Regions from separate parts of the Homo sapiens genome. Here region 1 is linked to region 2. Evidence: read pairs that join two places in POLR2A ChIA-PET (ENCODE). Cell type or tissue: OCI-LY7. All regions are shown on one strand. Links, peaks and the distances in the headings refer to the core of each region. The heading gives the core; the rest is flanking DNA. Region 1 overlaps ARMH1 (armadillo like helical domain containing 1). Region 2 holds the start of DYNLT4 (dynein light chain Tctex-type 4).

Evidence for each region. ChIA-PET counts read pairs that join two places held together with the same protein. Peaks named below come from ENCODE experiments on the same cell type or tissue, not always from the same donor. Only the 100,000 strongest peaks of a DNase experiment are listed, where the experiment ranks them.
Region 1: POLR2A ChIA-PET joins it to region 2 with 11 read pairs; 33 of 35 experiments call an interaction of 5 or more read pairs at or near these places.

The regions. Positions count from the first base shown.
Region 1 is chr1:44,705,305-44,720,666 of GRCh38, forward strand. The region is part of intron 6 of ARMH1 (armadillo like helical domain containing 1); the gene reads left to right. LOC105378690 (a long non-coding RNA gene) reads right to left here. Exons shown (of 5, transcript XR_007066059.1): 3 at 2,007-2,085. Among named protein-coding and RNA genes, the nearest start is that of RNU5F-1, 8.9 kb to the right of the region's middle. RefSeq lists a silencer at 7,774-7,833. In OCI-LY7, for the core only: a CTCF peak has its summit at 9,849 (motif pointing right); DNase peaks (open chromatin) are centred at 7,677, 8,167, 9,417, 9,837 and 1 weaker place; H3K4me3 peaks cover 2,719 bases; H3K27ac peaks cover 5,048 bases.
Region 2 is chr1:44,803,201-44,818,562 of GRCh38, forward strand. It overlaps DYNLT4 (dynein light chain Tctex-type 4), which reads right to left and starts at 4,151. Exons shown (of 3, transcript NM_001377534.1): 1 at 4,125-4,151; 2 at 3,584-3,638; 3 at 2,693-3,479. The coding sequence starts at 3,468. The coding sequence ends at 2,803. BTBD19 (BTB domain containing 19) reads left to right here and starts at 5,323. Exons shown (of 8, transcript NM_001136537.3): 1 at 5,323-5,706; 2 at 7,013-7,226; 3 at 7,354-7,407; 4 at 8,839-8,898; 5 at 9,796-9,864; 6 at 9,938-10,069; 7 at 10,174-10,299; 8 at 10,438-12,385. The coding sequence starts at 5,621. The coding sequence ends at 10,572. It overlaps PLK3 (polo like kinase 3), which reads left to right. Exons shown (of 15, transcript NM_004073.4): 8 at 68-191; 9 at 400-491; 10 at 731-824; 11 at 963-1,046; 12 at 1,139-1,301; 13 at 1,450-1,579; 14 at 2,066-2,179; 15 at 2,287-2,790. The coding sequence ends at 2,478. RefSeq lists enhancers at 2,620-3,470, 3,471-4,320, 3,914-5,113, 4,588-4,837, 5,172-6,021 and 3 more and a silencer at 10,719-10,788. In OCI-LY7, for the core only: no CTCF peak of the experiment used is centred there; DNase peaks (open chromatin) are centred at 4,681, 6,171, 6,521, 10,671 and 1 weaker place; H3K4me3 peaks cover 2,337 bases; H3K27ac peaks cover 4,462 bases.

The sequences.
Region 1 (15,362 bases), core at 4,110-12,109, 97 kb before region 2:
ACACAGCAAAACCCCGTCTCTACTAAGAATACAAAAAAATTAGCCAGGGGTAGTGGCATGTGCCCATAATCCCAGCTACTTGAGTGGCTGAGGCATGAAAATCACTTGAACCTAGGAGGCGGAGGTTGCATTGAGCCGAGATCTCGCCACTGCACTCCAGCCTGGGTGACAGAGCAAGATTCTGTCTCAAAAAAAAAACAACAAAACAACAGCAATAACAACAAAATAACCATAAGAGTACAAACCCTGGTACATATTAGGTATTCAAATGTTTCCATGAATGAATGGTAAAGATACGTATTTTTATGTTTTTCAAGATACAACAATAAAGCACAGAGAGATTAAGTATGCTTCCCAAGGTTACACAGCTATTGGATTCTAGCCAGATCTGCCTGACTCTAAAGTTTATGCTTTTAACATATAGCGCATGGCAGATATTTAAACGATATAATTTCCTTCCCTTTCCCTATAGTGGTTCAGAGGAAGGAGATTCTATTTTCAACAGGAGGAGATTAAGGAAGGGTTCACCGAGACGGTGGTGTTTGAACTGAGCCGTGGAGAATAGGGAGGATTTGGGAAGGTCGAAAGGAGGAGAGGAGTTCGTTCTGGAAAGGGGAATGGTAGAAAGGAAGGCAGACAGGGAAGTACAAGGTGTGTCCTGGGAATAATGGGTAGGTCATTTAGAGAAGGGATGGTAAAGGTCTATGTCTAGGAAAGGTAGGCTAGGAGCAATGGAGGGGCACCTTGAATGCCATGTAGGTAGGTGGCAGTCTCTCCAGTATGCAGCATGGAGCCGCTGAAAAGTGAGCTGTGCACAGGTGAGGGCTGAGCAAGTGCAGTGCCTCCGAAGATGGCCTGGGTGGTGCTATGCCAGGTGGGCCAGAGCCACAGGGAACCACTTGAGGCTGGAGGCCAATTAGGAGGAATTTGGGGTGGTTCAAATGACAAAATAAGAATGTGCTGGCCCAGCTGGGTACATAGCCCCAGGAAGAGAGCATGGACAGCACAGGGGACTGCCTGGTGAGGAGAATGAAGCAGCTTATGGATGTCAGAGTAGGCAGGGCCCAGGAGACCAGGACAGACAGCCCCAGTAAGCAGGAATGGTCTGGGCATCAGTATAGGGATAGGGACTCCTGTGTCCAGGATGACAGGCTGAGCCCCAGGTTCAGGAAGCCCGGGGAGGAGAGCATAAGGAGCAGCCAGGCACTGAGGTTCACGTACGCAAGTGAGATCCTGGGGAAGATCAACAAAGCTCTGGAGGCCACTTCCAACCTAGGTTATTTTTGAGCAGCAGTGCTTAAACTGAATGTCAGGCATGTTATTCCTTCAGCAACATTGTCGGTTTTGTATTTTTTGACCCCTGCAAGGTCTGTGTGCATATGTGGGCCTTGTATGTTGAGAAATAATGCTATGCTAAAATCTGTTAGCAGCTGGAGCAGAGTGTCCTGGCTGGAGAGGAGTTGCCAGTGAAGGGGTAGAGTGGTACAGGGACCTAAGTAATAGTCAGACCCTGCACCAGAGGGTTGTCACTGGCATTGGAGCAAGGGGATGACCTGGTAGTAGAATCATGTTAGGAAGCTTAATCAAACAATCCCAAAGACTAGATTGGGTAGCACTGACACCTTCCTCTCCCCACCTCACCTCTGTGTGGCAAACTTGCCCACTCCTCCTCATCCGTCCATCACTTCTCAGCTTAAGCATTGACTCCCTAAGCCCTTCCCTGACCCTGCCTTCAACCCCTGCCCAAATGTCAGCCCTTCTTCCTTTGAACCACCCCTGCCCCCACCTCCCCTCCTTTAACCCCCCTCCATCAGAGCACTGTTCTCTCAAATGGTACCTTCCCCTTACATAGACTGTGTGCAATTTCAGCTCAGCCATCATGGCTTTTATCCTTATATCCTCAGCACAGTCCCCAGCATGTTAGGTCCTCATTGCATGTTTGCTGAGTGAGTGAGTGAGTGAGTGAGTGAGTACTGCACATATGCACTGCATTAGTGATTACTCACCTCTATGCCTTTCTCCTCCAGACCTCTGAGCAACTCCAGGGAGGGACTGGGTCTGATTCATCTTTTTCCAACTCAGGACCTGGAACACAATGGGTGCTCAGTAGAAGTCTGTGAAAAAAAAATCTTATTTCTTTTTTGAGGCAGGGTTTCACCCTGTTGCCCAGGCTGGAGCACCGTAGCACAGTCATGGCTCACTCCAGCCTCGACCTCCTAGGCTCAAGTCATCCTCCCACCTAAGCCTCCCAAGTAGCTGGGACTACAGGCACAGCTCACCATGCCCAGTTAATTCTTTGTAAAGATGGGGTCTCCCTATGTTGCCCAGGCTGCCCTCAAACTCCTGGGCTCAAGTGATCCTCCTGCCTCCACATTCCAAAGTGCTGGGATCACAAGCGCAAGCCACTGCACCCAACCAAAACAAAACCTCTTATGCTGATGAAGTCCTCCAGAGTTGTAACTGGCCACAGCTTCTTCCAATATCGGCCTAAGTTAGAGTCCTTCTGCATTTATTCAGTAACAACTAACAGCGTGGAAGAGGCAGTGGGAACGTGACTCTGTGACTGCATTTGGTTTGTTATAGGATCATGTGATAACAATGAAACTACATGCCTCAAGGTAATTTCAGATATACCAGACTCATAACAGGTGCGCACAAAAAAAATGTCTGTTGAATGAATGTATTATTATTTTTTTAACCAGGCGCTTCAAAATAGTCTTCCTATAACTCCAAATGTAGAGAATGCGTATGCAATGATTTCCCACTAGGGAGCACTGTTTCACATGGTCAGAGTAGACGGGAAGTTAAGGGAGAGAAGAAATTCGCACGCCTTCAGTTTCCACTGAAACTCCGCCCGAGGGAGGGAAGGAAAGTTCCTACGGGTCCTACATGTGGTCCTAAACAGTGGGTGACCGGAGAGGATTAGAGAGTAATTTCTTTGAGTTTGAGTATACCAAATTGCAAAACCAGAGTGAGGCCCTAGGATGCTGGCAGCAGTCAGCATGGAGAAGCAGCCTGTGTCCAAGAGGAGCCTGAGTGACTGCGGGGAGAAGAGTTTAGTAGGTGACAGGGACTGATCTCAAAAGGGCAGGGTTGGTTTGTTTCTTTAAACAAATATTTACTGAATATCTGTGATGTGCCAAGAACTGTACCAGACACCGGGGTTTTGTGTTTGCTTGTTTGCACTGAGAAGGGGAAAACTGAATGTCTTGGAAGAAGGGTCAGGGGTGCCCACTCCACTCCCATGTGGCATGTGTGTGGGGCAGAGTGGGAGGTTATTGGCATCCTTCCCTTAGAAAGCTACAGGGAAAGTGGCATCCTCAGGACAACAGGAGGCGGAGGGGCTTAGGGGGCCTGGCGATTGTTTATCTTACAGTGGGTGTCAGTGATGGAGGAAGCTGCTGGTGGTGTCACCTCCTTTTCTATGAAGAACGCTACCTTCCCCCACCAACCTGCCTGACCAGTGAGTCAGGTTAGCCACGTCCTCTGCTCTCCTTCCCATTATGAGAGTGTCCCTGGTTCCTATCACAGGCCCTCTCTTCTGCTTATTCTCTGAAGCACATTCCCTCAAAGACTTCCCTTCTGTAGCTCACCTCTCCCTTTTTCTCTGCTGGACCATCTCCATTGACGTGCAAATATGCTCTCTATCTTCCATTGTTAAAAGAGCCCCTCTTTGAGAATTTATGGATTAAAAGAGACTTAAAAGACATGTACCAAAAAGGTAAAATTATAGCATTTAGGGATGTACACCCCTCCTTGACCCCAAGTTGCCCCCCAGCTATTCATTTCTTTACCATTTCCTTCCTACTTGACCTCCCAGCTGCTTTCGACCCAGTTGATCACTCCCTCACTTTCTTTTGTTGGCTTCTGTGATAGAAGTTTTCCTCCCACCGTCTGGTTTTGCCTTAGTCTCCTTTGCTTGTTTCTCCTGTTTCTCTACCAGACTGTTAGGTCACCCTCTTCCTTCTCATCTCTGTATACTTTTTCCCTAAGTGGTTTCCCATGTGGATGTCTAACAGACATCTTAAATTTATGGCCAGAATTCTTGAGTTTCTTCCCAAAGCCTGTCCTTGTTTTCCCTATCTCAGGCAGGCGCGGTGGCTCACGCCTTTAATCCCAGCACTTTGGGAGGCCAAGGGGGGCGGATCACGAGGTCAGGAGATCGAGACCATCCTGGCTAACACGGTGAAACCCCATCTCTACTAAAAATACAAAAAATTAGCCGGGCGTAGTGGCATGCGCCTGTAGTCCCACCTACACGGGAGGCTGAGGCAGGAGAATAGCTTGAACCCAGGAGGTGGAGGTTGCAGTGAGCTGAAATCATGCCATTGCACTCCAGCCTGGCAACAGAGTGAGACTCCATCTCAGAAAAAAAAAAAAAAATTATCTGAGCATGGTGGCGCGCACCTGTAGTCCCAGCTACTCAGGGAGGCTGAGGCAGGAGAATTGCTTGACCCAGGAGGCGGAGGTTGCAGTGAGCCCAGATCATGCCACTGCACTCCAGCCTGGGTGATAGAGGGAGACTCCATCTCAAAAAAAAAATTGCTGAAAATATGCTAACAAATACGTATAAGAATCAAGTCCATGGTAAAATGGAACTGTTTATGAATTTGGAAAATGGTCATTTGTAGAATACAATTTTTGTCTACTTGACCTAGAACCTGGAATTAACTTGACTTGCTAATCAAATGATCATTTCATATATTAATAGCGAAGTTGAAAGTATGGTTCATCAGCCCCAAAGTACAACAGTGGGGCTTGTAGCTGAGCGAACTCTCGCACTAACACAGTGGAATCCTCTAGAGATGCTAGTGCAGGGAAACAGTGGCCCTAACTGACCAAACCGAACAGACATGGACAAGGCTTTGAATGCGTGACACCTCCTCCCCTGGCCCCCTGAAACCTGGAGAGACTGGTGGTCGCAAGAACCTCATTGTTAGTTTCCTTCGGTTCTTGGCTGTGTAAAGTTACTTAGGTTCCTAATTCTAAGAGGTATGATTGATCTAGAAATTAATCACAGATTGGCCGGGCATGGTGGCTCACACCTGTAATCCCAGCACTTTGGGAGGCCAAGGCAGGTGGATCACGAGGTCAGGAGATCGAGACCATCCTGGCTAACACGGTGAAACCCCGTCTCTACTAAAAATACAAAAAATTAGCCGGGCGTGGTGGTGGGCGCCTGTAGTCTCAGCTACTCGGGAGGCTGAGGCAGGAGAATGGCGTGAACCCAGGAGGTGGAGCTTGCAGTGAGCCGAGATCATGCCACTGCACTCCAGCCTAGGCAACAGAGCAAGACTCCGTCTCAAAAAAAAAAAAAAAAAAAAAGAAAAGAAATTAATCACAGATTTGGTTTACTTCTTTCTTCATAAAAGCACATTTTTTAACTGAGATGACATTCACATAACATAAAATTAACCATTTTAAAGTGAACAATTCAGTGGCATTTAGTATACATTCACAGTGTTGTACAACCACCATCTCTATCTAGTTCCAAAACATTTTCATCCCCCCAAAAGGAAACCCTGAATTCAGCGAGCAGCTATTCCCCTTCCACTCCCTCCAGTCCCTGGGAAGCCCCAATCTTCATTCTGTCTCTATGGATTTACCTATTCCATATATTTCACATAAATGGAATTATACAATACATGACTTTTATGTCTGGCTTCTTCCACTTAGCATAATATTTTCAAGGTTCACCCACATTGTAACATGCATCAGTACTTCATTCCTTTTTGTGGATGAATAATATTCCGTTGTATGTATCTACCACAATTTGTTTATCCATTCATTCATTATTAGACATTCGGGCTATTTCCAGCCTTTGGCTCTTGTGAACCAGTGCTTCTATGAACATCCACATACATGTAATTGAGTACCTGTTTTCAGTTCTTTGGGGTATATTACCTAGGAGTGGAATTGCTGGATCATATGGTAATTCTGTTTAACTCGTTGAGGAACCCACTAAACTGTTTTCCACAGTAGTTGTACCATTTTACATTCCCAGTAGCAGCAATATATGAGGATTCCAATTTCTCCACTTCCTCACCAAACTTGTTATTCTGGGGATTCTTTAATTATAGCCATCTTAGTGGATGCGAAGTGCATTTTCCTAATGAATAAGGATGTTGAACATAGACGTGTTTCATAGACTTGTTGTCCATTTGTATTTCTTCTTTGGAGAAATGTCTATTCAGGTCCTTTTTCCATTTTAAAATTGGTTGTTGGGTTGTAAGAGTTTTTCATATATTCTAGTTTCTGTGCTCATCAAATATATGGTTTCTCCCATTCTGTAGGTTCTTTTCACCTTCTTGATAATGTCCTTTGTTGTTTTCATTTTCAATGATTTAAGTTTCTCATTTATTCATTTACTTATTCAAAAAGAATGGCACTGGGGTGGGCACTGAGAGTATAGTGACAAATGAAACAAGTCCTTGTTCTCACAGAGCTTTGTTACAACAGTGATACTAATGGTAATGTTAACTCATAACTACTACTAGTGACCAACAATGACTGTGTGCCCAGCATTGTTCTAAGCTCTTTTACCATCTCATCTATTCCTCAGAACAACTCTGTGAAGTAGGTACTATTTTCATCCCCAGTTTACAGATGAGGAAACTGAGGCACAAAGCAATTAAATAACCTGTCCACAGTCTCAAAATGATAAATGAGAAAGCTGTAGATCAAACCCAGTCAGTCTGCCTCCTGCGCCCATCCCCTCACCACCACACTATTCTTTCTTCAGTATTAGAACAAGACTTGCCTTGTTTTTACCAGCTTTGAGAAGTAGATAAAAACCCAAGGACACCCTTTTAATCCCAGCACTTTGGGAGCCCGAGGCGGGCAGATCACTTGAGGCCAAGAGTTTGAGACCTGGCTGGGCGCAGGGGCTCTCACCTGTAATCCCAGAACTTTGGGAATCCAAGGCGGGCGGATCACCTGAGGCCAGGAGTTCGAGACCAGCCTGGGCAACAAGGTGAAATCCTCTCTCTACTAAAAATACAAAAATTATCTGGATATGTGGCAGGAGCCTGTAATCCCAGCTACTTGGGAGGTTGAGGTAGGAGAATCACTTGAACCTGGGAGGCAGAGGTTGCAGTGAGCCGAGATCGTGCCACAGCACTCCAGAGTGGGCAACAAGAGTGAAACTCCATGAAACTCTGTCTCTACTAAAACTACAAAAATTAGCTGGGCATGGTGGCTCACACCTGTGGTCCCAGCTACAGGGAACCGCAAAAAAAAAAAAAAAAAAAAAAGGACAGACAACATTGTTAAGATTACAGTAAACCATATTTTTAAAATTATGTTTTCTTAGCTTCATACCCCTCACAGGGTTAAGCAAATACATCAGGATTTCTTCTTTTTTCTTTTTTTTTTTTTGAGATGGAGTCTTGCTCTGTTGCCCAGGCTGGAGTGCAGTGGTGCGATCTTGGCTCACTGGAACCTCTGCCTCCGAGGTTCAAGCGATTCTCCTGCCTCAGCCTCCCAAGAAGCTGGGATTACAGGCATGTGCCACCACGCCCAGCTAATTTTTATAACTTCAGTAGAGACAGGGTTTCACCGTGTTGGTCAGACTGGTCTCAAACTCCTAACCTCAGGTGATATACCCGCCTCAGCCTCCTAAAGTGCTAGGATTACAGGCGTGAGCCACTGCACCACCTGGGTCTCATTTAAAAACTAGTGTTTTTGCCTTACAGAACGTTATGCCTTTGCTTTGCACTTTTTTTTTTTTTAAGACGGAGTCTCGCTCTGTCACCCAGGCTGGAGTGCAATGGCAAGAGCTACTGCGCCCGGCCTTTTTTTTTTTTTTTTTTTTTGAGACAGTCTTGCTTTGTCACCCAGGCTGAAGTGCAGTGGCATGATCTTGGCTCACTGCAACCTACACCTCCTGGATTCAAGCAATTTTCGTGCCTCAGCCTCCCGAGTAGCTGGGACCACAAGCATGCAGCACCATGCCTGGCTAATTTTCATATTTTTAGCGGGGATGGGGTTTCACCATGTTGGCCAGGCTGGTCTCCAACTCCTGGGCTCAAGCGATCCACCTGCCTCGGGCTCCCAAAGTGCTGGGATTACAGGTATGAGTCACTGCACCCGGCCCTGCTTTGTACTTCTCAGCTGACATGGGCAGTAATTTTAGCCTTTCCTGCTGTATAAGAGGCCACCTGTCCTGTACAGCTTCATTGAACAGCAGTCAGAAGGCTCTGACACTGAGGGAGACTTTCACATAAAAACCTGCTATTTTTAAAAGATGCATTACTTCCCCAAAAGTATATGAGCACTTCAACTGTGACACTTTATTCAGCGTTTATAAAAGTCTATAAAACAGTCTTCCAGGGGATTTAAGTGAAAATCTTGGGGGGAAATCTTATTTCTAACTTCCCCATTTGCCTGCCCCTCAAAACATCTGCATCCTGCCCTTGCCTTATACTGCGTCCTTTTTGAGGACACTGGTGCTTGACTCGAGTCTCAGGGATAGTTCAAAACATCAGTACACGGACTGGTTGGGCTGGGTGAAAGCAGATACCAGTGGAAGACACACCATAGTAATTCTTTGTCCAGCAATAAAAATACCACCATAGCACATACATTAGTTACTTTGTTGCCTGGCTTTAAAAACAAAAGGTGTGCATAAAATATATTTTTATTGTTTCAACATTGAGCTTTGAACAGAATGTAGTTAGAGAGGTAGCAGGGGGCCTGACGCAGTGGCTCACGCATGTACCCAGCACTTTGGGAGGCCGGCGGATCACGAGGTCAGGAGATCTAGACCATCTGGCTAACACGATGAAACCCTGTCTCTACTAAAAATACAAAAAAAATTAGCCGGGCGTGGTGGCGGGTGCTTGTAGTCCCAGCTACTTGGGAGGCTGAGGCAGTAGAATGGCGTGAACCTGGGAGGCGGAGCTTGCAGTGAGCCGAGATTGCACCACTGCACTCCAGCCTGGGTGACAGAGCGAGACTCCGTCTCAAAAAAAAGAAAAAAAAAAAAAAGAGGGAGCAGGGGCCAGGCCTGGTGGCTCATGCCTGTAATCTCAGCACTTTGGGAGGCCGAGGCCGGCAGATCACCTGAGGTCGGAAGTTCGAGACCACCCTGACCAACATGGAGAAACCCCTTCTCTACTAAAAATACAAAATTAGCCGGGCGTGGTGGTGCATGCCTGTAATCCCAGCTACTTGGGAGGCTGAGGCAGGAGAATCCCTTGAACCCGGGAGGCGGAGGTTGCGGTGAGCTGAGATCACGCCATTGCACTCCGGCCTGGGCAACAAGAGTGAAACTCCGTCTCAAAAAAAAAAAAAAAGGTAGCAGGGTATACAGAAATCAGAGACAGAATTAATTACAGAATGTCAGGAAGATGGCTGACACTGGTCTCTTCCTTTTTTCTTGAGGCAGGGCCTTGTTCTGTCACCTAGGCTGGAGTGCAGTGGCGCATGCACGGCTCACTGCAGCCTCAACCTCCTGGGCTCAAGTAAGTAGCTGGGACTACAGGCACATGCCACTATGCCTGGCTAATTTTTTTTTTAATTCTTTTTAGAGATGGGATCTCACGATGTTGCCCAACCTGATTTGACTGTCCCCGGCCTTTTTTCTTTTTTTGTTGGGGGGGAAACAGTTTTACTGTTTCCCAGGCTGGAGTTGAGTGGCTTGACAGCTCACTGCAGCCTCAAACTCTTGGGCTCAAGCGATCCTCCCGCCTCAGCCTCTTAAAGTGTTGAGATTGCAGGCATGAGCCACCACGCCTGACTGGTCTGTTTCTTACAGCAGTGCAACATGCTAAACACGTTCATGCTAGTGCCCTGCTGGAAAAGGAAGCAAACCTCGGTAAGGAAGCGCACTTCTCATATGTGTCCAGTAGGTGGCAGGCTTGTCTGGACCTGCAGAGAAAGACCCGGAACCCTGGTTTTGCAAGGCTCTGGGATCAAAGAATTATAAATGATCAGTGCTGTTAGCACCCTGGAAATGGCTGCATGGAATATCCACAGTTCCCAGGTACAATGCCATTTCTATGGCTCCTTCTGCCAAAGGAATACTAAGCCTGCTGCTACAGCCCTGTCTCTTGTTCATTGTGGTTTCCTGGGCAAGTCATTTGTTCTTGGTTTCTTCGTCTATTCAATGAGATGATCAGACCAGTGATCACTGAGGTTTCCTCTAATGCTGATAGGCTGTGGATTCCAAAGTTCCTCTTCGGATTGGAGCAATGAATTTGTCTCCTGCACCATTAAAGAGTTTCCATGGAGTGTGAGTGGCTAGGACCTCACATCTGTTTTTTGTTTTTTTGAGATGGAGTCTCACTCTGTCACCCAGGCTGGAGTGCAGTGGCACAATCTCAGCTCAATGCAACCTCTGCCTCCCGGGTTCAAGCAATTTTCCTACCTCAGCCTCCTGAGTAGCTGGGATTACAGGCGCCCACCATCACACCTGGCTAATTTTTGTATTTTTAGTAAAGACAGGGTTTCACAATGTTGGCCAGGCTGGTCTTCAACTCCTGGCCTCAAGTGATCATCTGCTCGCTTCAGCCTCCCAAAGTGCTGGGATTACAGGCGTGAGCCACTGCACCCAGCCACATCTGTTTCATTTACTGCTGTTTCATCAGCACCAGCACTGCACCTAGCACGTGCTCAATCCCTGTTTGTCAAATGCATGAGCATGGGCCCCACAGAGCATCCTCTCAGCTTCATGGGGCCTGAACTCTCAAACATTCAAACCCTCCTGATGATACCTCCTCCTTGAATACTCTCATCCTCCTTCCCAAACCCATACTCTCCTGGCTTCCTCCTATGGCTCTAGAAACTGCTTCTCGGTCTTTTATACATTCCCATTCCTCTACCAGTCTCCTAGGTGTCAATTTTTTTTTTTCAGCATTCAACTCCAGGTCTTCTTCTCCTTCTTTGCTGTCTATGGCACCTCGTCCGCTCCCACAACTTTAATTACCACGACTTTATGTACCACCTACCACCTTGATGACAGAAACAATAGTCGCTAATCTTTATAGAGTGTTAACTCTATGCTGGATACTGCCCTTGATCTTTACTCATTTACCCCTCACAGCAAGCCAAGGAGGTGGGCACTATTATTTTCCCCATTTTATGGATGGAGGACAGAGTAGTGGAGTGACCTCTCTATAGCTCTAGACCTGTGTGTCCATTTGCCTTCTGAACACCTCCCCTCAGATGTCACCAGTGGACTTCTGATATTCCAGTTCCAAAGCTTTTCTTCTCCAAGGTCCCAATCTCAGTGGAAAGTACCCAGCTGCCCAGGCTAGAAATATTGGTAATTGTCTTGTCTTTTTGCTTCCCACCTTCAACCAACTTCTAACAAGACCAGTCAATTCTAACTCTTCAATATGCAGATGCGTTCCCTCTTCCCCATTCTGTCTCCACTGCTGTAATTCAGGTCTTCATACTGCTCACCTGCACTGGCCTCTACACCAATCTTCATCTGTCCAGTATGGCGCCCACACACAGTTCATTTTCCTAGTCCACCACCAGAGTGGAGGCAGTAGACTTAGTGGTGAAGAATATGGGATTTGGAATCCGAACTATTCTTTTTTCTTTTTTTTTTTTTTTTTGAGACGGAGTCTCACTCTGTAACCTAGGCTGGAGTGCAGTGGCGCGATCTCGGCTCATTGCAACCTCTGCTGCACAGGTAAAAGATATTCTCCTGCCTCAGCCTCCCAAGTAGCTGAGATTACAGGCACCTGCCACTGCGCCCAGCTAATTTTTGTAGTTTTAGTAGAGACGGGGTTTCACCATCTTGGCCAGGCTGGTCGTGAACTCCTGACCTCGTGATCCAACCGCCTTGACCTCCCAAAGTGCTGGGATTACAGGTGTGAGCCACCGCGCCCGGCCTGAAATCAGAACTATTCTTATTAGCTATCTGATCCTGAGCGAGCTACTCAACTTTTTTGAGCCTTCCTTTTCTCTGAAATGAAATGAGAAAAATGCCTGCTGTATCGGGTTGTTGGCACATGCATAGCCCTGCAGAAGCTGGGGCTGGCCTGCCTCCACAGGCTTAGCTCTGATGCATGACCCAGCATCCCTGTTTCCCAGCCAGATCTCCCTTGCCTGGCCACAAATGTGACATGGCACTATCCAACATGGCACTTGCCACATTCTACATTCCAGCCCCTCCCTTCTCCCTATGGTTTTGCCAATTCACGCATCACCGTCTCCAAGGAATCCTTCTCCTGATTCTCCATCCCCTATCATCTCCACTCCATCAACCAACCTGGCTTCCTTTGTGTTCCCATGGCCCTGATAACACTGCCTCATAAATGCCAGTTTCCCTATTGGTATCCCCCACTCAGCTGTGATGTCCCTAAGGCCAGTGATTAGATCTTAGTCCTCTTCATAGCCCTAGCCCAGAGGCCTGGCACAGACAAGATGCTCAATGAGAATTTTGTTAAATAAATGAATGAATCAATGAATAAATCAGTGATTGCTCAGCTTTAGGACATTTGGGTGTTATCAGCACCACAGGCTTTAGGCAAAGCTGCCAAAGATAGTCTTTTGTTGTCCTTTGCTTTCTGAAGGAATTGCCCTTCCTAGTAACTAGCACGATATATAAAGAGTTGTAACTGGCTGTGGTTCCTGTGAAGACATTTGGGCAGAGACCAGTACTTTCACTTTGGGTATAAACAGTGACAGCTGTGAATTTTAAAACTCAGTCAGAAATGATTCAGTGAATAAATCTTCATTTTTCTAAGTAGCTCCAAGTGTTACAAATACATAATTAGCAAAAGATTAAGCATTTAGGTAAAGTGAATAGTCAGAACTAGACATTTGTCTCCTGGAGTATTTGGTTCTACATGGGCAGAAAATGCTATTTGTGGTCAAGAAATTTTCATAAAAATATCTTCACCTGTTCGTTTCTACCCTGAGTGTCCACCAAGTCATGTCTTGCTGCAGGAAGAGCTCTTGGGCACAGGCAGACATTTGCCCAGGATGTCCTGGCATTACGCACTGCCAGCTTGTGCCTGGGAAGAGCCCAGCTACTAATGAGGGACGTGCTGCAGGCGACAAAGCCAAGTGTCATCAGATGCATGAGGGGCCAGACCACTTGGCTCCAAAAAAATGAGCTGCACCAATTCAAGAAGAGGGAAGAAACCAAATGGTAGAACAAGTGAGAAATACTTTGGGGTTTCAGGCAGCAGCCGGTGCAGGCTACGGCTGCCAAGCAGCCAGAGATGTCCGGTCTGCCATTTTGTCCAGATCAGAGAGTGTTTGGGGGAAGCCAGGGAAGCTCAAGTGCTTTGCCCCTTCCCGGGGCTGGTCCCTTTCCCTCCACAATGTTGCTGGGCCTTTGATTCCAAAATAGGACCACATCTGGGCAACCAGAGGCTGCAGAGGGTGGGCAGATGGGATTGCGAGGGCTACCTTAGAAGACTTAGAAGAAAGAGGCAGCCCAGCAGCAGTGGCTGGTTGGTCATAAGAAGCGTTTCTGGGCCGGGCATGGTGGCCCATGCTTGTAATCCCAGCACTTTGGGAGGCCGAGGCAGGCGGATCACCTGAAGTCGGGAGTTCAAGACCAGCCTGACCACCATGGAGAAACCCGTCTCTACTGAAAATACAAAAAATTAGCTGGCCAGTGTGGTGCATGCCTGTAATCCCAGCTACTTGGGAGGCTGAGATAGGAGAATCACTTGAACCTATGAGTCAGAGGTTGCAGTGAGCTAAGATCGCACCATAGTACTCCAGCCTGGGCAACAAGAGTGAAACTGTCTCGGAAAAAAAAAAAAAAAAAAAAAAGGCATTTCTGAATGAAGCCACTATTTCTAAATCAGGAAGGTCCTCAGAGGAAAGGGTCTGCCCCACAAGGTCTGTCCCCCAAAGGGTGAATAAGTACTGGAAGGGGTAGCACAGGATGTCTTTGAAGATCTTCCACCTCCAGGTGATTTTTTAATTCTGTGATTGGGAAAACCAGGATGAGACAAAACTAGCTTTTATAGGGCTTCAGGACCAGGCCCCCTCTAGTGTGCCTCAAGGCTCTGGAGCCTGAGGATGATGGGCAAGAGGCAGAGGAGAGCAGGATCTGGCACAAGGGCAATTTCGAGGAGGCAGGCTGGTTCTCTACTAGTAGCCTTTCCATGCCTTTCCTTAGATTGACACACCAGCCAAAACTCATTCTCTTCTTCCTGCCGAAGGGCACTCTGAGCCCTGGAGTGGAGAAGTCAGCTCCCCATCCCTCCGCCGGTGTTTTCAGCACCCAGGAGAGCTGAGCATGCAGCCTGCAGCACACAGGATGTGGCTGCTCCCTCTGCCTTCCCAGACCACTGCTCTTTTGGAAATCATCAATGATAGTTTTCTGACAAAGTTAGAAATCGCCAGCATGTGTTCCTTTTTAGGCAGCATATGTCTGTTTGGAGTTAAACAAGTAAAGTTTGCAGGAGCTGAAGCAGAGACCTGTTCTGTGTGCTCTGTAAATCCACGCAGTCCACATCTCTGACCATCTCACCAGGTGCCCTGTGTCTCCCACTGTGAGAAGGACCACACTCTTCCCCTTTCTGTTGTGCCTGGGTTGTATGATATGAGCATCCATAGAGTGGTGCCCAGTTCTGGGGTGGCCAAGAAGTATAAGGTCCTGGCTTCAAAGCACTCTCAAAGTTGGCCATGGGGCCAGGTGCAGTGGCTCACGCCTGTAATCCCAACACTTTGGGAGGCCAAGGTGGGTGGATCACCTGAGGACAGGAGTTAGAGACCAGCCTGGCCAACATGGTGAAACCCCGTCTCTACTAAAAATACAAAAAAATTAGGCAGGTGTGGTGGCGGGCGCCTATAATCCTAGCTACTTGGGAGGCTGAGGCAGGAGAATTGCTTGAATCCATGAGGCAGAGGTTGCAGTGAGCCAAGATCGTGCCATTGCACTCCAGCCTGGGCAACAAGAGCAAAACTCTGTCTCAAAAAAAAAAAAAAAAAAAAAAAGTTGGCCATGGGGTATACGGGGAGACAGCTGCCACAGTTCTGGCTCTCCAGCCTGTCCAAGATTCAAGCTAGGAAAGTTCTGTAGCTGTGTGAATGAGGACCACAGTGGCCACTGCAGAGCCTCCTCTGGGGTCATCCACCACCAGGCTGGTGGTTTCTAAGCGTGGTCCTAGGCTGCCATGACCCAAGCCTCGCCTGTTGGAATGCAGAATCCAATGAGGTCTTTTCAACAAGATGTATGGAGCATGCATTGTGTACATGGAATGGTTTCAGGCTCTAGGTAAACAGAAGTGAGATGTGTCAGATATGTTCATTGGAGTTCACACACTAGTGAGGAGACCATTTAGTGGATAGTACTAGAATTCTATAGCAAGAATTCTATACGGTGCTACGGGTTCAGAGACATAGGACATCTACTCCTGAGTGAAGAGTGAAGGCAGAGGAGA
Region 2 (15,362 bases), core at 2,953-10,952:
TTGAAAGGGGGCAGGTGACAGGACCCCTGGAGCCTCTCTTCTCTGTTCACATGGTTCCCCTCCCTAGGGCTACACCCCCGATCGACTCCCTATCAGCAGCTGCGTGACAGTCCCAGACCTGACACCCCCCAACCCAGCTAGGAGTCTGTTTGCCAAAGTTACCAAGAGCCTCTTTGGCAGAAAGAAGAAGAGTGAGTCTGGGGTGTCAGTGGGTTGAGGGGGCAGAGCAGTAGAGCGGCTTGTCACATTTGTCTTGGGTGTGTGAGTGTGGGTGCCTGGAAACTCCTGGGGAGAGCATGTGCAGTACAGGCACTTGGGGAGGCCAATCTCTGTGTCATCCCTGTCGGAAGTGGAGGGGCTGGGCAGGATACTGAGGACGGTATCACCTTTCACCCCCAGGTAAGAATCATGCCCAGGAGAGGGATGAGGTCTCCGGTTTGGTGAGCGGCCTCATGCGCACATCCGTTGGCCATCAGGATGCCAGGCCAGAGGTGAGGCGCTCAGGTGGACACTGTTCCCCTGACTCACCCCCACCCTAGCAGCTGAGGGAAGCCGGGGATAAAAGAGGCTGCTGAAGCATCCAGCCTCGTGGTGGCCTAATTGGCTGTGTGTCACCAGCCTGGCGGGGCTGACCTGGGGTGCCCTGGGAGCCAGGGCAGGGCCAGGCCATGGACTCAAGGGTTTGGATTTTGGGGCCTGTGTCACTCCCTTTCCCTGCCCAACCCTCCAGGCTCCAGCAGCTTCTGGCCCAGCCCCTGTCAGCCTGGTAGAGACAGCACCTGAAGACAGCTCACCCCGTGGGACACTGGCAAGCAGTGGAGATGGTGAGGAGCCAGGGAGGATGAGAGGTGATAGAGGTTGCTGGAGCTGAGATCAGGGGCGAGAGGGAAGGAGTGGGCAGAGGGGCCTGGCCTGGGTCCTGGGGTGCTAATTCCTAAATCTCAGTGCCCTGTCTCCTTCAGGATTTGAAGAAGGTCTGACTGTGGCCACAGTAGTGGAGTCAGCCCTTTGTGCTCTGAGAAATTGTATAGCCTTCATGCCCCCAGGTAAGGGTGGGGTCTGGTACATGCTGCTGTGGTGGGAGTTCTGTGGCTGGGAGGCCAGGAGCAGGTGCTGACTCCCTCCTCTCCCATGACAGCGGAACAGAACCCGGCCCCCCTGGCCCAGCCAGAGCCTCTGGTGTGGGTCAGCAAGTGGGTTGACTACTCCAATAAGTTCGGCTTTGGGTATCAACTGTCCAGCCGCCGTGTGGCTGTGCTCTTCAACGATGGCACACATATGGCCCTGTCGGCCAACAGAAAGTAAGTGCTGTTATGGGGTGCCTTGTATTCAGGCCACTAATCCAGCAGGGCCGCACCCTCGTGAGTGCTCCTGGGCTCAGGGGTCTGGGTTTCTCAGAGGAGGGGCATTGGTGCAGGGCTCCCTCTGACCTCTGCCTCCCCATTCTAGGACTGTGCACTACAATCCCACCAGCACAAAGCACTTCTCCTTCTCCGTGGGTGCTGTGCCCCGGGCCCTGCAGCCTCAGCTGGGTATCCTGCGGTACTTCGCCTCCTACATGGAGCAGCACCTCATGAAGGTGTGAGGGCTGGGGCTGTGGTACATTGAAACCTAACCCATCCTGGCCGGGTGCGGTGGCTCACGCCTGTAATCCCAGCACTTTGGGAGGCCGAGGCGGGTGGATTATGAGGTCAGGAGATCGAGACCATCCTGGCTAACAAGGTGAAACCCCGTCTCTACTAAAAATACAACAAATTAGCCGGGCGTGGTGGCGGGCGCCTGTAGTCCCAGCTACTCGGGAGGCTGAGGCAGGAGAATGGGCGAACCCAGGAGGCGGAGCTTGCAGTGAGCAGAGATGGCGCACCATTGCACTCCAGCCTGGGCAACAGAGCGAGACTCCATCTCAAAAAAAAAAAATAAAGAAAAGAAAACTAACCCATCCTGATCCCTCTGATTCCCCCTTGGTGGTGGTTGGGGTTGCTGAAAGCTAGAGGATAAGGCATACACTAATGGGGAGGGGGCTGTCTCACGCTGGATCAGTGACCTGCCCTGATCCTGCTCCCAGGGTGGAGATCTGCCCAGTGTGGAAGAGGTAGAGGTACCTGCTCCGCCCTTGCTGCTGCAGTGGGTCAAGACGGATCAGGCTCTCCTCATGCTGTTTAGTGATGGCACTGTCCAGGTAAGAGCCTATCCAGGAGTTGCGGGAAGGTCTGGGAGGCCCAGGGTGCTGGGGAGGAAGCTGGGCCCGGAGCCTAGGTCCTGACCACTGTCATGCTCTGTGTGCAGGTGAACTTCTACGGGGACCACACCAAGCTGATTCTCAGTGGCTGGGAGCCCCTCCTTGTGACTTTTGTGGCCCGAAATCGTAGTGCTTGTACTTACCTCGCTTCCCACCTTCGGCAGCTGGGCTGCTCTCCAGACCTGCGGCAGCGACTCCGCTATGCTCTGCGCCTGCTCCGGGACCGCAGCCCAGCCTAGGACCCAAGCCCTGAGGCCTGAGGCCTGTGCCTGTCAGGCTCTGGCCCTTGCCTTTGTGGCCTTCCCCCTTCCTTTGGTGCCTCACTGGGGGCTTTGGGCCGAATCCCCCAGGGAATCAGGGACCAGCTTTACTGGAGTTGGGGGCGGCTTGTCTTCGCTGGCTCCTACCCCATCTCCAAGATAAGCCTGAGCCTTAGCTCCCAGCTAGGGGGCGTTATTTATGGACCACTTTTATTTATTGTCAGACACTTATTTATTGGGATGTGAGCCCCAGGGGGGCCTCCTCCTAGGATAATAAACAATTTTGCAGAATTGGACTCCCCCTCACTCGCAGTAGAGCCCGTGGACCGTGGCCACCGCGAAGAGCGAGGTGTTGGTGTAGGAGACCGAGGCCAGCCCATCGCGCGCCACGTCCCAGAGCGCACGGCTGACCACGTGAACGCCCTGGCCCGCGCGCGGCCCCAGCACCACACTGCATACCAGCTTGTAGCGTGGCGGGCTGAGCTCGCGCAGGCGAACGTGCACCTGCTCGCAGAGCTCCCGCACCAGCCGCGCGGCCTCGTCGCTGGAGTAGCACGCGTCGTGCAGCCCTGCGGCCAGCGCCGCCTCCAGGGCACGCTGTGCACGCGCAGCCTCCCAGCGCTCCCCGGGCACTGGCTCCGTGCGGTAGGAGGGCGCCACCCAACGGGCGGGCGCCAGGGGCAACCCTGAGAAGCTGACCCTTGAGCCCAGAGGGGGCACCGGGCCCAGGGATGGCCGCTGACCCCCAGGACCCGCGCCTGGCCCGACCAGCGAGTTGCGGCGGGAGAAGGACGCGGCCAGGCCCAGCATGGAGCCCCGGCGCGAGGCCGGGGCTGGACCTGGACCTGCCGGTCGGGCCTCATCAATGCTGGGCAGGCAGCCTCGGGGCCGCACCGGTGAGGGTTTCCGCCCGGAGTCTTTGGCATTCTCCTCCTCCTGGCGTCCCGGGGGCAGAGGCCTGCTGGCCATGGACCTGCTGGCTGGAGGAACCACACTCAGGGTGGCCTTCACCAGGCATCTGTCTACCCACCCCAGCCTCTTGCTCAGTGATGTCAAGGGTTTTTACCTTCTACCCCCTTCTTACCTGTGTTTTAGAACAAGTGGATCAGATAGTCCCAGGCTGCCTGGGTTCCTAGGTGCTGAGAAGGTTAAAGGCTGTTAGACACATGAGCAGGGGACAGGAGGCTGCTAGGACTGGGATCCTCGGCTAGTCCTTGCCGACTGAGCTCCTTCTCTGGGCACTATGGAAGTTAGCCAGGTACGCTCGGAGTCTTAGAGACTGCCATTTCTCCCTTCCACCCGACTTCTCTGGAAGGAGAGGCAGGCCTCTGCCTCAGCCTGGACTGTGGAGGCAGAGCCTCCAACCCCTAACCAGGAAGGACTGACAGACTCAGCTCCTTCAACCCCACAGATCCTTCCAGCCCTGGGGGTGTTGAATCCAGTCATCTTCCACCCAGATCTACTCTAGGGTGGCTGGCACAAAGATCTCCCCTACACCTGGCCCAGGCTGAGGGCAGATGACTCATGAAGCCCCCTTCCACCTTCTGCCTTTGGCCTCTGATCCCACTTCCTCCAGAATCAGTTCTGAGATGGCTGCCCTCTGCTCCCGAAACTCCCTCAGGCACCTGAGTCACCCGCAGGCTTTGGCTTCTGAGTTCTGTCCTGGCTGCACAGCCCTGGCCCCGCTGGCCTGAAGGGCAAGTGGGAGGGGAAAGACCTGTGTTGTGGAGTTGCCATGGGTTGCTAGAGCAAACACTCCTCCCTCCCAGGATCCCTCCCTCCAGTCTGGCTCTGGCTTAACCTGAGAGCATTGTTGCTGTGAGCATGTGCTGAGCATGGGGTGCCCCTGAGTCATCAGGGAGAGCGGCCGACAGGGTCTTGCAGCTTAGAGGCAAACTTCCTAAGCGCAGGCAACAGAGGGGCAGATGTAGAGCAAGGCTGTGGTCAGAAAGGCTTTGTCCTACCCCAGGACTCTTGAGCCAGGGCCCATTTTCTCCCCTTGTGGAATGGCCAGATGACTGGCCATTCGTGAACAAGTCACAGAGGCCTAGGTTAGGGGGAGATCTTGAGGCTGCGGGGGTGGTGGCTCAGGAATCCAGAGTCTGGGCCCACAGGAAGGAACACGTCATGGCTCTGTTGTCTCCCCATCGGCCTCGACAAGGACAAACATTTCCGCTCCCGGCGCAGAGTTAGGGTGGGGCTTGGATGACTTCCTCAGTTCAGGGCTATGTGCGGGGGAGGGGAGGCCCACTGGCTCAGCTGGTAGGCACCAGGCCTTATAAAGTGGCAGTGACTCGGCAGTGAACCCCGAGTCCAGCCTCGTGACCTTTGCTGACCCAAGTGTCCTGGGGCTTGTCCCTAGCTGGCTACACCTCTAGTACCTAGGTTTCCCCAAAGTTACATTTCAGAGATGGCAGAGGCTGTGACACCTCTGCCAGGGCTGACAACTCATGTGACTCCTCCTCTGGCAGGGATGGGACTGTCCCCTCCCAAACAAGCCAGGTCGGGGCCCTGACCCATCTATGGGGGCGAGGATTTTCCCTGTTGAGTGGGGGTTTCCCCGGCCTGGCTAACCGGATCCTGACCCTGTGTGCCTGTGGAGGAGGGAAGGGTTAGGAGGGCAAGGAGTTTGAACTCTGAACCTAGGGCAGGCTCAGCTTCGGGGGCTAAGACCCTCGTATGGCGCTTAATGCCCCTCTAAGGGCTGAAGTTTTCCCTGGGCCTGCCCGGGAGATGGGTGGAGTCTCTTCTCAGGCCAGCTCCAGTTTCCATGGAAACCCACAGGCTTCCCACCCCGTCGGCTGCCTGGGCAGACTCCCAGCCAGGGCCTCTTTCGCCGCCGCCGCCGCCGCCAGCCAGCCAGCTTCTTCCCAGGACCATAGGCCACTCCAGCCTCAGCTTCTCCTGGCCCCCTCCCTGTGTCTGTTCCTGTCCCCGAGCCTCTGGCCTCTGATGCCTTCAGGAGCTTGGGCCTCTCCTGCTCCACTCCTAAACTTCAGCTTCTCAGCAAACAGGCCTCCCAAGTCCCTGCTTCTCCCTCTCAGGCCTTGCTAACCTCACCAGCTCTAGGGCCTGGCCAGGCCTCCCAGGCTCCCTCCTCCACCCCAACCCCTTCTCACTCATGGAGCCCTTGGGACTGGTCGTGCATGGGAAAGCTGAACCTTTTTCCGCAGCACTCCGAAGCCTTGTCAACAACCCGCGATACAGGTGAGGGGTGGGCCCTGCCTGCGGGTTTTTCTTAGCTGGCTCTGTGGGCCCCAGGACTCTAAGGAGGCCCTGGTGAGAAGAGGCTGGGAATTAGAACTTGGCCATCCTCCCTGGTGAACTTAGGCTATGGGGAGGTCAAATGTGGAACATGGCTACTGGTCACTCAGTGTCTGTGAGACCCTGAGGGCCAGAGGCAAGGCTGGCGGGGTGGAGCTGCTGTGTGAGCTCAGGCAAAGCCCTTCCTTCTTTGGACTTTGGCCCCTGGCAGAAGAAAATGATTCTCAGCCCCTGGGATCCTTAGAGATGGTGGGTCATGATTCCCCTCCTCCCTCCACTCACTCAGCTTGGTATTGAGGCCTCACTGCTAGAAGAAGAGGAACAGATGACCTGTTCTGGGAACTGAGGCTTCACAAGAAGAACAAAGCTCCAGAGATTGAGCCATAGTCCCTGACAGGAAGCCTCGGGGGTGCTGGCTGCTCCCTGCTGGCCGGGATGCCAGTGGTGTCTGAAACCAGGGGTAGAGTTTACAGGAGGCCGGGCTGCTCAGGAGAGCTAGAATGAAGTTCTCTGTCCTCATGGTCTCAGATCTGAGCTCTTCCCCAAAGGGTGGTGACTTCCATCACCCTGCTTCTTTGGGGTCACAGTCTGGTCTGGGTAATGTGAACCCCCCAGGCTTTGGACCTGGGACTAAGAGGCTCTAGGAGGCTCCAGCCTCATCTGCCTCCTATCCCCTGCCTTGTTCAGAGGCCCAGAGCTGGGGCCGGAAGTGATCATGAAGATGGAAACTGTGGTCTGGCTCATGATGGTGCATCACTGCTGTGTCTGTTTGCAGTCGTTGTGCACTCTGTGCCCCACACCCCCACACCCTCCTGTCTGGAGGAGGGCTGAAAAAAAGCTGAGTTTGCAGCTGGTGGAGGAGGAGCCAAAAGAAGCTTCCCTGCCCCCAAGACTCAGGCTGGGGAGGAGAGGGGAAGGTGGGATCAACCTTGCTTCTATTAGCCCAGATGCCCCTCAGTAATCAAGCATAGTCATCTCCTCTGAGACCTGAGGTTTAGGATTATTGTCCCATTTCATGGGTGAGAAACCTGAGATTCAAAGATAGGAAGTCACTTGCCTATGGTACCCATTAGGTGGAGCTGGGACTAGAACTCAGGGCTTTGGGTCCCAGACCTTCTGCTGGAGGGACGAAGCCCTGTCTCTTACATTCTGGTTAGGAAACTAAGACCCAGAGTGGGCAAAGGCACAGCCCAAGTTGCACTCCGGGTGCTGGCCTCCTCCCCGCTGCCTCTCTGCCTGTCTCCCACAGTGATGTTTGCTTCGTGGTTGGTCAAGAACGGCAGGAGGTATTTGCCCATCGGTGCTTGTTGGCCTGTAGATGCAACTTCTTCCAGCGACTTCTGGGCACAGAGCCAGGCCCCGGGGTGCCCAGTCCTGTGGTGCTAAGCACTGTGCCAACTGAGGCCTTCCTGGCAGTGCTGGAGTTCCTATATACCAACAGTGTCAAGCTGTACCGCCACTCTGTGAGCCTGCTGACCAGGGGCCTGGGTGGGAGAGGTGGGGGGTGCCAGAGGCAGGAGTTTGCCCATTACACTGTGGGCACAGGGCAGGGGAAACTCCCTTCCACTCCCCCAACCACCCACTCTACAGGTGCTGGAAGTGCTGACAGCGGCTGTGGAGTATGGGCTGGAGGAACTGAGAGAGGTGGGTTTTTGTGCCAGGTCCCTGTCTCATTTCCCTTGCTTCTCACGGGCTCACTTCCCGCCCTGCCTCACACACACTCTGGCCTGGAGAGGAACGTGTGCCCACACAGAGAGAAGTATGTATATCTCTCCCAAGTAAGTAGGGCATGTATGTGTGCCTGTGTGCAAAAGGATCCATGCATGCCTGCCCTGTGTGTGCTGTGGGAAGAGGGGGTGATTATGGCTGGTGCTGTAGATACAAAGATATCAGCCTTGATCCGTGTTCTCCAGAGAGGGAGAGGAGACAGACACATGAAAATGCTTACCTGGGTGGCATAAGAAGTGTGATAGAGGCCGGGCGCAGTGGCTCACGCCTGTAATCCCAGCACTTTGGGAAGCTGAAGCAGGTGGATCACTTGAGCCCAGAAGTTCCAGACCAGCCTGGGCAACATGGTGACACCCCATCTCTACTAAAAGCACAAAAATTAGCCAGGCATGGTGGCACACACCTGTTAATTGCAGCTACTTGAGAGGCTGAGGCACAAGAATCGCTTGAACCTGGGAGGCAGAGGTTGCAGTGAGCTGAAATCGTGCCACTGCATTCCAGCCTGGGTGACAGAGCAAGACTTGCCCTCAAAAAAAAAAAAAAAAAAAGAAAGTGTGATAGAGAAGCGTGAATGGTGCCGAGACTGTATGGGGGGACTCTCCAGTCCCGCCACTAGGGAGAGGAGAAGACTTCCCAGAGGAGGAAACATTTGTGTTCGATCTGGTAGAACAAATAGGATTTTGTTCCTAGGGGAAGTGGGAAGATGGTATTCTAGTCACAGAGGCACCAAAGGAGCTAGTGAGACATTTGGTGTGTCTGAACTGTGAGGAGAGGGCAAGACGAGACTGCAGAGGACGCCAGGGCCTGGTTCATGTAGGGCCCTCAAGCTTTTGGACTTCTTTTAAGCAGAGGGCAGTGGAGATTCACTGAAGGTTTCCGATAAGGGAGTGAAGAATTGGAAACTCAGGGGAGAAGGGATTGGAAGAGGTGGAGAGGACTCGCTAGTCCAGTCAGGAGGCTAGTGCAGCAGTCAAGAGATGAGAGATGTCACGGATGAAATTCAAGTTTCTGCTAAAAATAGAAGTATCCTTGAGTCAGGAAGGGAACAAGTGGAGGAAGATAAGCATCCTGAAAGAAGGGGAGAATTTTGCATGGCCTTTATCTGGTTTTGATTAGTGGCGAATGTACTAGAAGGTGGGTGGCTGGGCTTGGTTTTGCTAGTCTCCAGTTCCTGTAAGCCTGCTGTCTCAGGCTCTAGCAATTCCCTGCCTCCCCTGGCCTGGGTCAGGATGGGTCTGGGGCTGCTGGGTGACTCACCGCTCCAAGCCTGCTCACTGCTTCTGGGGTGGAACTAGTGTCTTGGAGCAGGGACACCGCCACCCAACCCACATTCATTTCTGTTCCCAGCTGTGCCTGCAGTTTGTGGTGAAGGTGCTGGATGTGGACTTGGTTTGTGAGGCCCTGCAGGTGGGTGCTGCTGGACAGGCATGGTAGGAGTCTGGCTCTGTGTGTGGAAATGGGCTCCCAGCACCTGGGAGCCTGGGCCTGCTGTGTCTGGCCTGGAAATAACTTGGGTACATGGTGGTGGTGGGGGTGCTCCAAGGATGTTTATAGGATGAATTCTGTGCCTAGATCTGTGGGATCCTGGGTGTATCAGCAGGGTCAGGTGCAGGAGCAGGTGTTGAAGGGGCTGGAGGTCTTTGCTGGTCTTCTGTCTGTCAGGGCTGGGGAATGGTTCTCAGCTTGACTTGGGGTAGGGAAAGGGTGGCTGTAGACTTTAGAAGTCAAGCTGGGTCAGGCACAACGGCTCACACCTGTAATTTCAGCACTTTTGGAGGCCGAGGCGGGCGGATCAAGAGGTCAGGAGATCGAGACCATCCTGGCTAACACGGTGAAACCCTGTCTCTATTAAAAATACAGAAAATTAGCCTGGTGTGGTGGCATGCTCCCAGCTACTCTGGAGGCTGAGGCAGGAGAATCGCTTGAACCCGGGAGGCAGAGGTTGCAGTGAGCCGAGATTGCGCCACTGCACACTCCAGCCTGGGCAACAGAGTGAGACTCTGCCTCAAAAAAAATCAAGCCTAGGTCCCAGGTGGGGTTTGAAGGCCATGGCGTGGTCTCCTGTAGGGAAGAGCAGGTTGTAGAGTGAGTCCACGTGTGTGTGTGTGTGTGTGTGTGTGTGTGTGTGTGTGTGTGTGTGTGTGTGTAGCAGGCTTTCATTGGGTCTAGTTTCCTGGAGGGCTGAGGGCCCTGTCAGCCTCCCCAGCTAGGGCTAGGGTCAGGCTTGCAGTGGTGGGTCCCAGTGAGCAGGCTGGGCTACGGCCTCTCCAGTCTCCAACCTGATCTCCCTCATTCTGCTCGCAGGTGGCCGTAACCTTTGGCCTGGGGCAGCTGCAGGAGCGCTGCGTGGCTTTCATAGAGGCCCACAGCCAGGTACTGCTCCCTTCATACTCCTCACCCTACGCACCGCATTCTGCTCCTCCCTGACCCATTTGCCGGCTCGCAGGAGGCCCTCCGGACCCGAGGCTTCCTGGAGCTGTCGGCGGCCGCGCTGCTGCCCCTGCTCCGCAGCGACAAGCTCTGCGTGGACGAGGCTGAACTGGTCCGCGCGGCCCGAAGCTGGGCGCGCGTGGGCGCGGTGAGTGGGGCTGGGGGAGCGCAAGGGCACGGAAGGAGGTGCTGGCCACGAGACTGGTGAGCGGGCGGCAGGACAGGTGCCCGACTCAGGGCTGGCGTTTGCAGGCGGTGCTGGAGCGGCCGGTGGCTGAGGTGGCGGCCCCGGTGGTGAAAGAGCTGAGACTAGCCTTGCTGGCCCCGGCGGAGCTGAGCGCCCTGGAAGAGCAGAACCGGCAGGAACCACTCATCCCGGTGGGGACGCGGGGAACCGGCCCAGCTCCACTCAGCAGGGGGTACAGGGCGCTGGGAGGGGGCAGGAGCAGCCCGGCCCACGGTCCTCGGGGCGAGGGGCCACCGCGGGACTGCGCACTAACTGGCCTTGCTCTGCAGGTGGAGCAGATTGTGGAGGCGTGGAAATGCCATGCCCTGCGGAGAGGGGATGAGGCCCGGGGCGCCCCGTGTCGCCGCCGGAGAGGCACCCTGCCCCGGGAGCATCACCGCTTTCTGGACCTGTCCTTCAAATGATCCAACGCCGGGACTCGCAGGGAGCCCTCGACCCGCCCAGCTGAGCCTGCCCCAAACTACAGCTCCCGAAGTGCTCGGCGTTCGGAGCGGGCTTCCGTTCCCAGCGTGCCCAGTGAGCCGGGCGCCGGAAGAACCGTTGTCTGCCACGCGCAGCCCCTTGTGCGGGATCAAGCCCGTGTGGGCGAGGTGGGGTCGGGCCGGGCAGGGCTTGGGCTGGGCCTCCCTGAGGGGGTGAAACTCGAAAACGAGGATTTCCTTCGTTCCACACCCTGACTCTACGCCCTGCCCCTGGGCATTGTCGTCTACTAGTCTATTCTGATGACTCCCACATATCTATCTGTTCAGCTCAGCTCCCTCTTTCTTTTCTTTTTCTTTCTCTTTCTTTCTTTCTTTCTTTCTTTCTTTCTTTCTTTCTTTCTTTCTTTCTTTCTTTCTTTCTTTTTCTTTCTTTCTCTTTCCTTCCTTCCTTCCTTCCTTCCTTCTTTCTTTCTCTTTCTCTATCTCTTTCTTTCTTTCTTTCTTTCTCTCCTCTCTCTTTTTTTTGAGACGGAGTCTCGCACTCTCGCCCAGGCCGGAGGGCAGTGGTGCCATCTCGGCTCACTGCAAGCTCCGCCTCCCGGGTTCACGCCGTTCTCCTGCCTCAGCCTCCGGAGTAGCTGGTACTACAGGCGCCCATCACCACGCCCGGCTAATTTTTTTGAATTTTTAGTAGAGACGGAGTTTCACCGTATTAGCCAGGATGGTCTCGATCTCCTGACCTTGTGATCCGCCCGCCTCGGCCTTTTTTTTTTTTTTTTTGAGACAGAGTCTTGCTCTGTCGTCGAGGCTGGAGTGTAGTGGTGCGATTTCGGCTCACTTCAAACTCCGCCTCCCGGGTTCAAGCGATTCTCGTGCCTCAGCCTCCTGAGTAGCTGGGATTACAGACATGCACCACAACGCCCGGCTAATTGTTGTATTTTTAGTAGAGACGGGGGTTTCACCATGTTGGCCAGGTTGGTCTCGAACTCCTGACTTCATGTGATCCGCCAGCCTCGGCCTCCCAAAGTGCTGGGATTACAGGTGTGCGCCACCATGCCCGGCCTCAGCTCCTTCTTTCATTCCAGACCTGCCCCCCTGGAGATCGCTCCCTGAATGCCCCTCAGACACCACAGGCTCGGCGAGAAATTGATCTCCCCAGCTTTTCCCCAGCTCTGCCCCCATCGTGTTTCTCATTTCCGTGGACACCCACGCCAGAAACCTGGATCTCATCCTTGCCTTATCGCTCTTCACACCTGCCTTAGGTCTCTTTTTACCTTGTAAGAGACCTTAAGAGACCTTTCCAGTTGGTTCAGTTCTCTCAGCCCCAGGTTCAACCTGTCCTGTCTGACACGTCTCACAGCCTTCCTGCCTTCACTCCAGCGCCCCCTCAATCCATTTCCCACAGTGCAGCCAGACCTGTTTTTGATTGTCAGTCCTATGGGGCTTAAGTCCTGGAACATCCCATTGACCTCCAGGACAAAATTCAATCTATTTCACTTTCAGGGCACTCAAAACTACTAGTGAGTGGTTCCTCACCTCTTCTCTCAAATACAATCTTTGTATAAATTCATTTATCCTGGAGGTATTAGTCCTCTAGCTCCATACCTTACTCAGTTACTGCAGACCCCTCTGCTACCTCCTTCATTCACTATACATCTTGTTTTCCCGAGGATGTGAATCTCCCTCAAGAAAGATCCCTGGGGCCTGGAGTGGTGTCTTACTCGTTTCTGCTTCCTCAGTCTCTGTCAGATAATCAGTGCTATGTAAATGTTAAGTAAATGACTTTATTTATTTATTTATGACACAACCTTATTCTCACCCAGGCTGGAGTGCAGTGGTGCAATCTCGGCTCACTGCAGCCTCAGCCTCCCAGGCTCAAGTGATCTTCCCACTTCAGCCTGCTGAATAGCTGGGACTACAGGCATGTTCCATCACATTCGGCTAACTTTTTTTTTTCTTTTTGTAGAGATGAGGTCTCCCTACGTTGCCCGGGCTGTTCTCAAACTCCTGGGCTCAAGCAATGGTCCCACTCCGTCCTCCCAAAGTGCTGGGATTACAGGCATGAAGCACCACCACACCCAGCCTATTTCCTCATTTAAATGCCACTTTATTCCATGAAGAGTTTTAAAGGAGCTGCAAAGCAAGATACTGTCAATCTAAAATGAGAGACAGTTGACTATTTAGAAGAAAATAAAGTTAGATTTCTATCTCAGGGACTTCATACAAAAATATATTGTACAGGAGGCCAGGCACCGTGGCTCACGCCTGTAATCCTAGAACTTTGCGAGGCCGAGGTGGGTGGTTCGCCTGAGCTCAGGAGTTCGGGATCAGCCTGGGCAACATGGCAAAACCCTGTCTCTAAAATACAAAAAACTAGCCAGGTGTGGTGGCACATGCCCGTAATCCCAGCTACTTGGGAGGCTGAGGCACGAGAATTGCTTGAATCTGGGAGGCGGAGGTTGCAGTGAGCTGAGATTGTGCTACTGCACTCAGCCTAGGCAACAGAGTGAGACTCTGTCTCAAAAAAAAAAAAAAAAATATATATATATATATGTATATATATATATACACACACACACACACACACACACATAGATGTGTGTGTATATTATATATACACATAGATGTGTGTGTATATTATATATACACATAGATGTGTGTGTATATTATATATACACATAGATGTGTGTGTATATTATATATACACATAGATGTGAGTATATTATATATACACATAGATGTGTGTATATTATATATACACATAGATGTGTGTATATATTATATATACACATAGATGTGTGTGTATATATATACACATAGATGTGTGTGTATATTATATATACACATAGATGTGTGTGTATATTATATATACACATAGATGTGTGTGTATATTATATATACACATAGATGTGTGTGTATATTATATATACACATAGATGTGTGTGTATATTATATATACACATAGATGTGTGTGTATATTATATATACACATAGATGTGTGTGTATATTATATATACACATAGATGTGTGTGTATATTATATATACACATAGATGTGTGTGTATATTATATATACACATAGATGTGTGTGTATATTATATATACACATAGATGTGTGTGTATATTATATATACACATAGATGTGTGTGTATATATATTGCACAGGGATTAAAGATAGTTATTTAGCATTATCTCTCGACAGAAAATGTGCTTACTCAGTAGTACATGGCAGCATTGATTGGATAGTGGAAATTGAAAATCATCTATACGTCCATTACCAGAGGACTGGTTATATTAACTATGGTATATTCCTGTAATATTTAAAAAATCCATGATCTTTGGTGAAAAAAGCACAGAATAGACCAATTACAGCATGATTCCTCTTGTTAAAAGAAAAAAGGTAGCATAGTGATTAAGAGCGTGTCTCCTGGAGCCAGAATGCTTGCATTTGAATCCCAGCTCCGCCACATATTTTCTTTGTGATTAACCTTTCTTTGCCTCAGCTTCCTTATTTATAAAATGGAGATAATGGAACCTATTTAGTAGAGTTTTTAGGAAGATGAAAATAATTTCATAAAATACTTAGAATTGTAGTGGGACAGATTAAATTCTGTATATGTGTTTAGAAAACATATTCATTCATTTGTTCCACAACTATTCATTGAGTGCTCACACACTAGACATTGATTTACGGTCATGGAATAAGTACATCAGACAACAAGTCAAGTCAAGTCTTTGCCTCATGGAGCTAACATTCTAAGAGGAGAAACATGCAGTAAACAAGTAAAGAAATGTATGCTCTATTCAGGGAGTAGTTTGTGCTATGAGGAAAAGCAAAACAGGTTGAAGAGATAGCTATGTGGTGGGAGTGGGACTATTTCGTACAGGGCACTGATTGTAGACCTCTGATGAGATAACATTTGACAAGAGATCTGCAGGGAGCTATGTGTCATGGGGGAAGGCATTGGAGGGTTTTGTGCAGGACAGTGATGTGTGATCAGATTTAGTTTAAAAGAATAATTTGGGCTGGGCATGGTGGTTCCTGCCTGTAATCCCAGCACTTTGGGAGGGTGAGGTGGGCGAATCACTTGAATCTGGGAGTTTGATACCAGTTCGGGCAACATGGCGAAATCCCGTCTCTACAAAAAATACAAAAATTAGCCAGTGTGGTGGCACGCGCCTGCAGTCCCAGCTACTTGGGAGGCTGAGGTGGGAGAATTGCTTGGATCTGGGAGGTGGAGGTTGCAGTGAACTCAGATTGCGCCACTGCACTCCAGCCTGAGATTGTGCCACTGCACTCCAGCCACTGCACTCCAGGAAGACCCTCTCAGAAAAAAAAAAAAAAGAATTTGGCCGTTATGTGGAGGACTGGAATTGAGAAGGGCAAGAGCGAGGTAGAAGAGTGGTCTAGGGAGAACAGTTAGGGGCTATTGCAATTATCCAGCAAGAGATCTTGGACCAGGATGGCAGCAGTGGAGGTGGTAAAATGTGGTTGGATGAAGCGTACGCTTTGAAGGTATCAACAGGACCAGCTGATGGAAGGGAGTCAACAGGACTAGCTGATGGCTGTAAACTGGGGGGTCACTAGCTATCAGATGGCATTTACTTAAAGCCATGGAAGTAGGTGAGCTCCCTTATGGAGAGGGAATAGGAAGGAGGTAGACCATTCTATCAAAATGCTCTTTCTACAGGGCACTTCTCACTGAGATATTATTTATCTGGGATTTATATTATTTATTCAATTTGTTTTGTGTTTGGTTCTATTAGAAAAGC